Regions from separate parts of the Homo sapiens genome. Here region 2 is linked to region 1. Evidence: read pairs that join two places in POLR2A ChIA-PET (ENCODE). Cell type or tissue: GM12878. All regions are shown on one strand. Links, peaks and the distances in the headings refer to the core of each region. The heading gives the core; the rest is flanking DNA. Region 1 overlaps NCAPH (non-SMC condensin I complex subunit H). Region 2 overlaps STARD7 (StAR related lipid transfer domain containing 7).

Evidence for each region. ChIA-PET counts read pairs that join two places held together with the same protein. Peaks named below come from ENCODE experiments on the same cell type or tissue, not always from the same donor. Only the 100,000 strongest peaks of a DNase experiment are listed, where the experiment ranks them.
Region 2: POLR2A ChIA-PET joins it to region 1 with 5 read pairs; 4 of 35 experiments call an interaction of 5 or more read pairs at or near these places.

What each region holds. Positions count from the first base shown.
Region 1 is chr2:96,342,017-96,347,392 of GRCh38, forward strand. NCAPH (non-SMC condensin I complex subunit H) reads left to right here. Exons shown (of 18, transcript NM_015341.5): 3 at 34-124; 4 at 740-832; 5 at 1,150-1,288; 6 at 2,089-2,213. Among named protein-coding and RNA genes, the nearest start is that of NCAPH, 8.9 kb to the left of the region's middle. In GM12878, for the core only: a CTCF peak has its summit at 3,566; a DNase peak (open chromatin) is centred at 2,205; H3K4me3 peaks cover 749 bases; H3K27ac peaks cover 2,282 bases.
Region 2 is chr2:96,179,726-96,185,101 of GRCh38, forward strand. It overlaps STARD7 (StAR related lipid transfer domain containing 7), which reads right to left. Exons shown (of 8, transcript NM_020151.4): 8 at 5,134-5,376. Among named protein-coding and RNA genes, the nearest start is that of STARD7-AS1, 26 kb to the right of the region's middle. In GM12878, for the core only: no CTCF peak of the experiment used is centred there; no DNase peak of the experiment used is centred there.

The sequences.
Region 1 (5,376 bases), core at 263-5,262:
TGCCAGAGTTGTTTGTTTTTGTTTTCCATTTAGGAGTATTGACATTTCAGCTACTATCCCCAAGTTTACAAACACGCAGATTACGGAACATTACTCCACCTGTATCAAACTGTCCACTGAAAATGTGAGTATTTGCTGGTTTATTATTGAAGACGTAATCCCTTGATCACAGGGGAAATCCAGCTATCTTGTTTCTGTAGATAATGCACAATCAATGATGATAATTCTCTGGTGAGTCATCTTAGTGCTGGTGGTTTTACTGTTTACTCTGGACCCGTGGTGCACCTCCTGAGAGGCTGCCAGCTATCTGCTGTGTATCTAGAAAGGCAGCATGGCGCATGAGTTAATAGTAGAGTTCTGGAGCTAGCCTGAGTTGGAGGCTACATGCTTCTAAGCTGTGTGTGAGCCACCCAACCATTTTGCTTCCGTGTCCTCTGGAGAATGGGGGTAGTGCCTGCCTCATGAAGTTGTTTGGAGGGTGAGTCCCTTTGTGTGCAGTGCTTAGAGCAGGGCCTGCACACACTGAGCATTCAGGAATTTTGTGCCGTCATTCCCTAGCCTTGAACATGAGGACATGCCTGTGAGGATTTGGCTCTTGACAAGTGTTTTTGGGAAGAGAGATCAGTGACAATATGTGGGTATTCCTATGTAAAGACTTAGCTTCCTCTGTTAAAAGCAGCATTATTTACATGAGCCTAGGCTATAAATAACAATCCTTTCTGCAATTTTCTGTTTTCAGAAAATCACTACCAAGAATGCTTTTGGTTTGCACTTGATTGATTTTATGTCAGAGATTCTTAAACAGAAAGACACCGAACCAACCAACTTTAAAGTAAGAAGGATGTCCACTTTCTCTTGCATCTGAATTAAATGATGATGATTTCTACTACTTGGCATAACACAGTTGAATGCTGCAAATACATGAGAGACTTCTCATTTAGATGTTATGTTAGTTAATTTACTTTCTTTTCCTAAACTGATGAAATACAGAGAGAATATATATTCTGTTTATTCCCTATCAGTCATAGAGGGATCTTTGTCATTGCTTCCTTGGGGCAAGTAAATATTTTGTGAAGCTTGCTGTGTTTTACCTGTTCAGAAGTTGTTTTTTGTGTATCTTTGTGAGTGCAGCTCTGATTGTTTGACTAGGTGGCTGCGGGTACTCTGGATGCCAGCACCAAGATCTATGCTGTGCGCGTGGATGCCGTCCATGCCGATGTATACAGAGTCCTTGGGGGGCTGGGCAAAGATGCACCGTCTTTGGAAGAAGTAGAAGGCCATGTTGCTGGTAGGTGGGTAGGGATCTGGATTTAAGTGGCTCTTTTTAGGGCATACCAGGTAGTTACTTGAGTAATATACTAGAAGAAGGTCACAAGAAATAAGTGATCTCATTTTATTGAAGACAGGGCATTTTTAGAACCATATATGGTCTTACGTGAGAAGATACTCAAACACTAAAATTATATTTCCTTGAAAAAGAGAAGGGCCTTATAAAAGCGTTTATATTTTATTTAGGCCAGGTTGTGTAAACATCACCAACTAAGGAACTTCTGATCTGGGAGTCTTTGGAAATGGACTTGCGTGAGAAGCCAAATCTAATAGTTTGGTTTCTCCATAAGTTGCAGATTAAATATGCCTGATGTTTTGAGAGAACTGCGTGTTTTTTGTTTGGTTGGGGTTGGAGTTTTGTTTTTTTTTTTTTTGAAACGAGGCTCACTTTGTCACCCAGGCTGGTATGCAGTGGTGTGATCTGGGCTCACGGCAGCCTCTGGCTCCCAAGTTCAAGTGATCCTCCTGCCTCACCACCCCAAGTAGCTGGGACTACAGGTGTGCATCTCCATGTCTGGCTAATTTTTGTACTGTTTTGTAGAGACGGGGTTTTGTCATGTTGGCCAGGCTGGTCTTGAACTCCTGAGCTCAAGTGATCCGTCTGCCTCAGCCTCCCAAAGCGCTAGGATTACAGGCATGAGCCACCACACCTGGCCTCACATGTTTAAATTACGACAGGTTTTGAAGAACTTGAGTTAGTAAGTTCATCACATGCTTCAAAGCAGCCCTTGCAGTACGCAATTGTATTTCTCCTTTTAGATGGAAGTGCTACTGAAATGGGAACAACCAAAAAGGCTGTAAAGCCAAAGAAGAAGCACTTACACAGAACTATTGAGCAGAACATAAACAACCTCAATGTCTCCGAAGCAGATCGGAAGTGTGAGGTGAGGAACTGTATGCGCAGTGTGGTTTCTGACTAATTCAGAACCTTAGGGGCTGAGACTTGGCAGGGCTAAGGCTGCCTTGCTGGTATGTGCCTGTTTAAGCCTCAAGGGAGTAAAATATTCAACTGATATCTCTGCATTATCATCTTTTAGCTTGACAGTAAAGACTAAAAGTAAGTCCCTCAGTGTTTCAGAATGATTCAAAAGGAAGAGACTGCAAATTGCTGAGAAATCTAATTGATAAAAAATTAATTTTATTTCCTAGTAAATGTAGCAGTGGTTATGTTAGCTAACATTTAATGTACACATAGTGAGCACCATGTGCTTCCTTAAGCCTGTAACCTGTATTAACTCATTTAATCCTCACAACATTCTTGTATCATTTTAGGAAGAGGTAACTGAGGCACAATGACTTGCCTGAAACGACACATCTAGTAAGTGAGCTAGAAGTTGAAGCTAAGTGGTCTAACTCCAGAATCCTAGCTTTAAATCATCTATCTAGCAAATCCTAAGGAATCGGCTTAAACAAATGGTACTGGAGGCCTCATCTATAATTAGCACAGTTAATTTAAAGCAAACAGGTGTTACTACAATTTTATTTTTTAATTCTGCCATTAAAAACATTGTTTCAGTGAACATTCTAATACATATTATCTTTGCACTCGTATGGGAGAATATCTGTAAGAAAATTCTGAGACATGGATTTTAAGTTGCCCTCAAAAAAAGGTACTAATTTACTCTCCCACTAGCAGTAGACTAGATTACTTTTCTCTCTTACCTCCACAACATTCATAAATGGTAATTAAGGTCACAAAACTAGAATTGGTCACCAAGGAAATGAATGTATATGGGAAAAAGACTGGGAGTTCCTTTTCCCCAATCTTAGGAGTTCAGAGAGCTGAAAAAACATCCAGTAGGTAGGAGGAAAACCAGAAGAGCGTGGTATCCAAATGAGAAAATATTTCAGGGAGTGGGGAATGATCAACCATGCCAAATGTGGCAACCTGAGGCCACTAATGAGCTTGGAGTGGGGGCCCCTCTGAAACTCAAGCTCAGACCTCCAGGGAAGGGCTTGGCTGGTGCTAGTGTCCCTGAGTTTGAGGGAGGGGATTGTGTGCCCAGGACCCAGACCCTGGAACGGGGGCATGCTGGCTGGTGCTGGTGTCTCAATAAGGCTGGTTCTGTGAGTGTGAAAATCTGCCAGTGGGGTTCAGCTGCTGCTACAGGTGGGCTCTGCTGCAGCCGGGGTGGAACACTGCTGGGTGACGCTCTCCTAACATGCAACCTGCAGAAAGGAGCAGTGCCTTCTCTCCCTTGGAGCCTGTAGTCTCCCTCTAGTGCCCCTACTTGGTAAACCCTAACAGGGAGCTGCCGGCAAAGCTGAATGTCCCAGACCCTGCATCACAGCCAAGGAGAGAGGGTAGGCTTAGAGCTGAGAGGCAGTAGCTTAGTAACTGGGACATGGTGAAGTGTCATGAGGATTACTGACAAAAGACTCTGGGGTGGGGAGAGAGATATATATAGAGAGAGTAAATGAAAACAAATATGCAAAATGCTACCCATTGGGTAATCTGAGTAGAAGCTTTACAGAGATTCGTATTACTGTTTCAACATTCTTGTGGATCTGAAATTTTTTTTATGATAAATGGGAGGAAAGGACTGAAAACACTTGAATATAGGTAGTTGTTTTGAAGAGTTTTGCTATAATTTGGAGCAGAGTACTGGGATAGCAAATGGAGGGAAAAGTAAGGCCAAGAGTTTTGATTTTGTTTTTGAATGGGAGAAATGACAGCATATTTTGTTGATGACAGCAGTCTAGTTTGGAGAAGGGATTATTGATGATGCAGCAGAAAGGAGAATTGCCAGGCTGATGTCCTTGCGCAGGTGAGAGGTAGGGAATGGACAGCACAGGTTGGGCTCGGCTGACGGGTGTTGTTTGGGTGCACTCATGGGGGAGCCTTCTGGATACTGTCTTAAAACAGGAAGCCAGGTCATCAGCTTACAGTGAGGATAGGGAAGGAAGGCACTGGGGGCGTGAGGAGGGGAAAGGGTAGGAAAGAGTCCTCTAGGAGGTGGGCGAGTACATGAACTAGGGAGATATGGTGTGACTGTTAGACAACTTAGGGTCTACTTGAGGGTGGTGGCAGATGGATATAAAGTGAGGTCAGTCAGCATTATTTTGTGTCTCTGTCCAGCCGTGAATAGCTGTGTGGGTACAATCATGGAGTAGGCAGAAAGTTGGGTTTAATATGGGATCCTGTTGAGCTGAGTGAATGGACACAGCTGGAAAGGGACACTGGAGGAGGTGAGTGCATGTGTAAAGGTGTGGTTGCATTCACTGCTTAGGGAATTTTACCTCGGAAGACAGGGGAATGAGGGCAGTGGAAAGTAATATAATCAGTAGATTGTAGGCCTGGTGGGGTCAAAGACTTCGTGGTGTTGGGGACAAGAAGGGGTGAGCTGGAAATGTAGGAGGTGGTTGCCAGAGAGGGGCCCTAGAATTGAGGATATAGAGAGGTTGCAGTCATGGTTAATGAGTCAACTCAGAGCAGGCAAGGGAGCAAATGGCGGAGGCGGGGTAGGGGTCTTACTAGGCTGTCTTGGTGTCTTACTTGGCTGTCTTGGAGTCCTGGGTTTCTTAGGATGGAGACCATTGAAGGAGAGGATATCAACCAAGAGACAGTGTACTGGATGGATCAACATATGGATATTGAAATCAATAAGAGCTACACCAGGAATAAATTTGGAGACTAGTAATGAGCCATAAACTAATACTAAGATCTTCTGAGAAGAAGGACAGGTTGTGACCTGGGGATTGGAAGATGACTGCAACACAGATGGGCAGACAGTGGCAAAAGCTGATGTTGTACTCAGAGCTGGGGCATTAGAAATTGGGAGGGGGGATAGTTGGATGCTGCAATCACCTGGCCCACCTGTAGGCCACTGGTTTGACGGCTGTGAAGAGAAAGCAGCCACTGCAGAGGCCCGCAGGGGAAGCCTATCCTCAGGCTGGCACCATGTCTCAATTGGAGCAGTGCCCCTCAGCCTGTTTTTTTTTTTTTTTTATCACTTTTGCCCCTTCAGACCCATTTAGACATTTTGTGCCTACTCCTTCCCCTTAAAATGAAATACTAAGGAATAAGATTTTGTCAGATAGGGTAGA
Region 2 (5,376 bases), core at 286-5,285, 160 kb before region 1:
ACAGAACTCAAACAATTGGTGAAAGAGATAAAGTTCAAGCAACTGGCTATTATACTGGATGGAACTAGAGGGTAAGAAGTGTAAACCACATAAAATTTAACACAGAAAGCAAGCCTAAACCAGGCATAGTGGCTCACACCTATAATTCCAGTGCTTCGGGAGGCCAAATTGGGAAGATTGCTTGAGGCCAGTTTTGAGACCAGCCTGGGCAACATGGTGAAAGCCCACCTATAAAATAAATACAAAAATTATCCAGGTGTGGTGGCTCGTGCTGTAGTCCCAGCAGAGGTGGGAGGATTGCCTGAGCCCAGGGAGTTGAAGACTGCAGTAAGCCTTGACTGCGCCACTGCAATCCAGCCTGGGTGACAGAGTGGGACTCTGAAAAAACAAAAGTCAAGCAAGCAGGCAAGCCTAGGCCAGGCACAGTGGCTTACACCTGTAATTCCAATACTTTGGGAGATCTAGGTGGGAGGATCACTTGAAGTCAGGAGTTTGAGACCAGCCTGGGCAACACAGTGAGACCCCATCTCTACAGAAAAATTAGATGGGAATGGTGGTGCATGCCTGTGGTTGGTCTGGGCTACTCAGGAGGCTGATGTGGGAGTTCACTTAAACCCAGGAGTTCAAAGCTGCAGTGAGATCTGATGGCACCACAGCACTCCAGCCTGGGCACCAGCGAGACTATCTCAAAAAATAAAATTTTTTAAAAAGCAAGCTCATGGGGCATATGTTCTCAAGATCTCCTGAGGGCTGTGTCACTAGCCAAAAAATAAAAATAAATAAATAAATAATAAAAAATAAAGCAAGCTATGATCCAAGCTTCCAAACAAGTCAACTACCCCCAGGGGAAAGAATCTGGCAGTATTTATAAACATTAAGTTTTAGGGGGAAAATAAAAAAATTTAAAAACATAAGTTTTAAGCCATGCTGCCAGCTGTCTTTGGAGATGTTAGAGCTAGGTCTGCATCCTGGCTGTCACTTCCTGTGTGACCCTGAGCAAGAAAATTACTTAACCTCTAATGCCATCTCTTCATTTTATAGATGAGGCACTAGCTACATACTCACAGGGCTATAGAATTAGATGAAGGCATGAAGCATGGTGCCTGGCACAGTAGATGCTCAATAATGGTGGCTATTATTGGCTAATCCCAAACTCAGCATAAGCCAACAGTATGACAAGACTTACATCAGTAGTATGCGGATCTAGGAAGACTGTTGCCTCTCTAGCCTATTTGTCTCCCTTTGATCACATTCAACATTTAACACTTGTTCATGTACACTTGCACAACACTTGCTCACCCCTAGAGGTTTCAATGGTCTGGGGTGGGGCCAGGCTTTGGGAGTTTGCAAAGCTTCCCAAGTGCAGCCAAGCTTGAAGACCACTGCTCTACATTCTATTATATGAAGCACAGGTGAAGTTACAAAAGGTAGACTACTGTTCTAGATGAAAAGTGGCCAAAGAAGGCCGGGCGAAGTGGCTCACGCCTGTAATCCCAGCAGTTTTGGGGGCTGAGACGGGTGGATCACTTGAGGTCAGGCGTTTGAGACCAGCCTGGCTAACATGGTGAAACCTCATCTCTACTAAAAATATAAAAATTAGTTGGGTGTGGTGGTGCACGCTTGTAATCCCAGCTACTCGGGAGGCTGAGGCAGAAGAATTGCTTGAACCCGGGAGGTGGAGGTTGCAGTGAGCTGAGATGGTGTCAATGCACTCCAGCCTGGGTGACAGAGCAACACTCTGTCTCACAAAAAAAAAAAAAAGTGGCCAAAGAGACAAATGCAACACACGATAATTAATCTTGGGTTGGGGAGGCTATAAAAGTCATTTTGGAAATTTTAATATGAACTGCATTATTAGATATTGTGGCATTGTTATTTATCTTGTGTGCTCATGGTATTGTGGCTACACAGAACACCTGTATTATAAAAAGCATGCTCAACTGTTTAGGGGTGAAATACCATGATGTTTGCATCCTACTTTCAAATGATCATGACACTGTGTATATAGAAAGAGAAAGCACACACAGCAGATGTTAAACACCAGCAAAGGGAAGGGTATACAACGTAGTTTCTTCGTCTTTTTCTATATATATATACATTTTTTAAAATGAAAACCTCATACTAACACTCAACCCACGGTCACCACGCTGTGATAGCTAAGCCCACGCTAGCTATTAAAGCATCACTACTTTCCTATTATTTGGTTCTCCTGTTCATAGAACACTCAGTGCTGCTGTCTCACAACATGTCTACACAAACCACACAACAAAAACTGCAAGGCCTATAGAGAAATGGGTTTAGGTGTGCAATACTCAAATCTTTGTGACACATAAAAAGGTACCAGTTTCAAATATGTCAATGGTTAAGAAATAAAGCAGTCTACCTTGACCTGCAATTTGCAGGCAGAAACACACTGGACAGCCCACCCAGCTCCCACGCGTACCACCCTGCATGAAGAGGAAGAGAACAAAAGATAAGACAAAGTGAGAGAAAACATAGAGAAAAAGAAGAAAGATTGGGCTGGGCGCAGTGGCTCACGCCTGTAATCCCAGCACTTTGGGAGGCCAAGATGGGCAGATCACGAGGTCAGGAGATCAAGACCATCCTGGCTAACACGGTGAAACCCCAACTCTACTAAAAATACAAAAAATTAGCCAAGCGTGGTGGCAGGCACCTGTAGTCCCAGCTACTTGGGAGGCTGAGGCAGGAGAATGGCGTGAACCCGGGAGGTGGAGCTTGCAGTGAGCTGAGATTGCGACACTGCACTCCAGCCTGGGCAACAGAGCAAGACACTCCATCTAAAAAAAAAAAAAAAAGAGCTATAAAATTTGCCGGGCACGGTGGCTCACACCTGTAATCCCAGCACTTTGGGAGGCCAAGGCAGGTGTATCACCTGAGGTTGGGAGTTCAAGACCAGCCTGACCAACATGGAGAAACCCCGTCTCTACTAAAAACACAAAATTAGCCAGGGTGGTGGCGCATGCCTGTAATCCCAGCTACTCAGGGGTCTGAGGCAGGAGAATCGCTTGAACCCGGGAGGCGGAGGTTGTGGTGAGCCGAGATTGTGCCATTGCACTTCAGCTTGGGCAACAACAGCAAAACTCTGTCTCAAAAAAAAAAAAAAAAAAAGCTATAAAATTTTAGCCGGGCACAGTGGCTCATGCCTGTAATCCCAGCACTTTGGGAGGCTCAGGCGGGCGGATCACGAGGTCAGGAGTTTGAGACTGGCCAACATAGTAAAAACCCACCTCTACTAAAAATACAAAAAATTGGCAGGGCGTGGTGGCAGGCACCTGTAATCCAAACTACTTGGGAGGCTGAGGCAGAATAGCTTGAACCCAGGAGGCAGAGGTTGCAGTGAGCTGAAATCGAGCCACTGTACTCCAGCCCGGTCAACAGTCCGAGACTCTGTCTCGGGAAAAAAAAAAAAAAAAAGCTTTAAAATTTTATCACCAGTGTAGTTTTGTGTATCTAACACCACAGTTGACTGTGGTGGTAGACCAGCATCGCAAGGGATCCCTGGTGTTGCTCTGGTTTGTTGTTTGGTTTTTCGAGTTTCGCTCGTTGCCCAGGCTGGAGTGCAATGGTGTGATCTTGGCTCACTGAAACCTCTGCCTCCCGGGTTCAAGCAAATCTCTCGCCTCAGCCTCCTGAGTAGCTGGGATTACAGGTACCCACCACTGTGTCCAGCTAATTTTTTTGTATTTTTAGTAGAGACGGGGTTTCACCATATTGCCCTGGTTGGTCTCAACCTCCTGACCTCGGGCGATCCGCCTGCCTCGGCTTCCCAAAGTGTCAGGATTACAGGTGTGAGCCACCCTGCCTGGTCTATGTGGTTTTTTTTTTTTCTTTAAGACAGAGTCTTGCTCTGTCACCTGGGCTGGAGTGCAGTGTCGTGATCTTGGCTCACCGCAACCTCTGCCTCCTGGGTTCAAGTGATTCTCCTGCCTCAGCCTCCTAAGTAGCTGGGATTACAGGCATGCACAACCACACCCAGCTAATTTTGTATTTTTAGAAGAGACGGGGTTTCTCTATGTTGGTCAGGCTGGTCTTGAACTCCCGATCTCAGGTGATCCACCAGCCTCGGCCCCCGAAAGTTACAGGCATGAGTCACTGCGCCCGGCCATTTCTAAATCAATCTTCCATTTCTAAAATTTTGTCACTTAAAAATGTTATAGGCCGGGCACGGTGGCTCACGCCTGTAATCCCAACACTTTGGGAGGCCAAGGTGGGTGGATCACTTAAGGCCAGGAGTTCGAGACCAGCCTGGCTAACATGGTGAAAGCCCATCTCTACTAAAAATACAAAAATTAGCCAGGTTTGGTGGCACACACCTGTAGTCCCAGATACTAGGGAGGCTGAGACAGGAGAATTGCTCGAACCCGGGAGGTAGAGGTTGCAGTGAGCCGAGGTCTCGTCACTGGACTCCAGCCTAGGCGAGAGTGAGACTCCGTCTCAAAAAAAAAAAAATTAGAGAGGTAAAACACAAATGAGGTTGAAAGAGAATAAAGAGCAGAGTGTGAGGCAGAGCCAGGATGGCCGATGGAAGGGCTGCGGCTTGCAAGCATGAGATGGGGCGTGCGGTTCTCTGGAATCAGATGGTACACCACACAGGGACGTGTGCCTTGTGTGTTCCTATGCAGCTCAGTTCAACTGGGTGTGCTTTTGTGTTCACCTAGTGCTTCCCACAGGCAAAATTACACATAAACTCATGTTATGCTCAGAGCATGCCAGCAGGACTGCCCCTCCGCCAAGAGCGCTGACTTGACCCTCTCCTCAACCTCAACCCTAGACCTCAGGCCTGCTTCTGTCCCTCCTGATTTCTACCGTCTGCTAAGCTCTAGCACTGCTCCCTCCAAAGTGATCTTTTTTTAAAGGGAAAGGATATGGGTCAGTATATCAAGCTAGGGAAGTGGACATAGGTGGTTTATTTTCAGTTGCCAAGCAGGTCACTTGGAAAGGGCTCGTGGTCTAGGCAAACTGTGTCAGCCACTATCTACCAAGAATGAACAAGCCCTGCCACTTCCACCTCCCAACTCTCAGAGTAAAATTCTTTTCAACTTTGTGATCAGAAAGAAATGGTAAGTCCAATATGCAAGATTTTTCCACCACCATTTGTCCAAAGACAAACACTTTTTTTTGTACCAATCTTTATGTATTTATTCACACATTTGATAAAAATGTCACAGTTAGGAGTGAAATCATTACAATGACATGAGTAACTGTACAGACAGACCCCAAGTGCAGAATCAAATTGCCCTAAGTCAGAACATGGAGCAACCGCAACTCCTTCGCACTTGTGCATGTGTGTGCGCTCGCAGACGCACACACACACACACATATTCTCTCTCTCTCTTATGCACACATCCATCCACA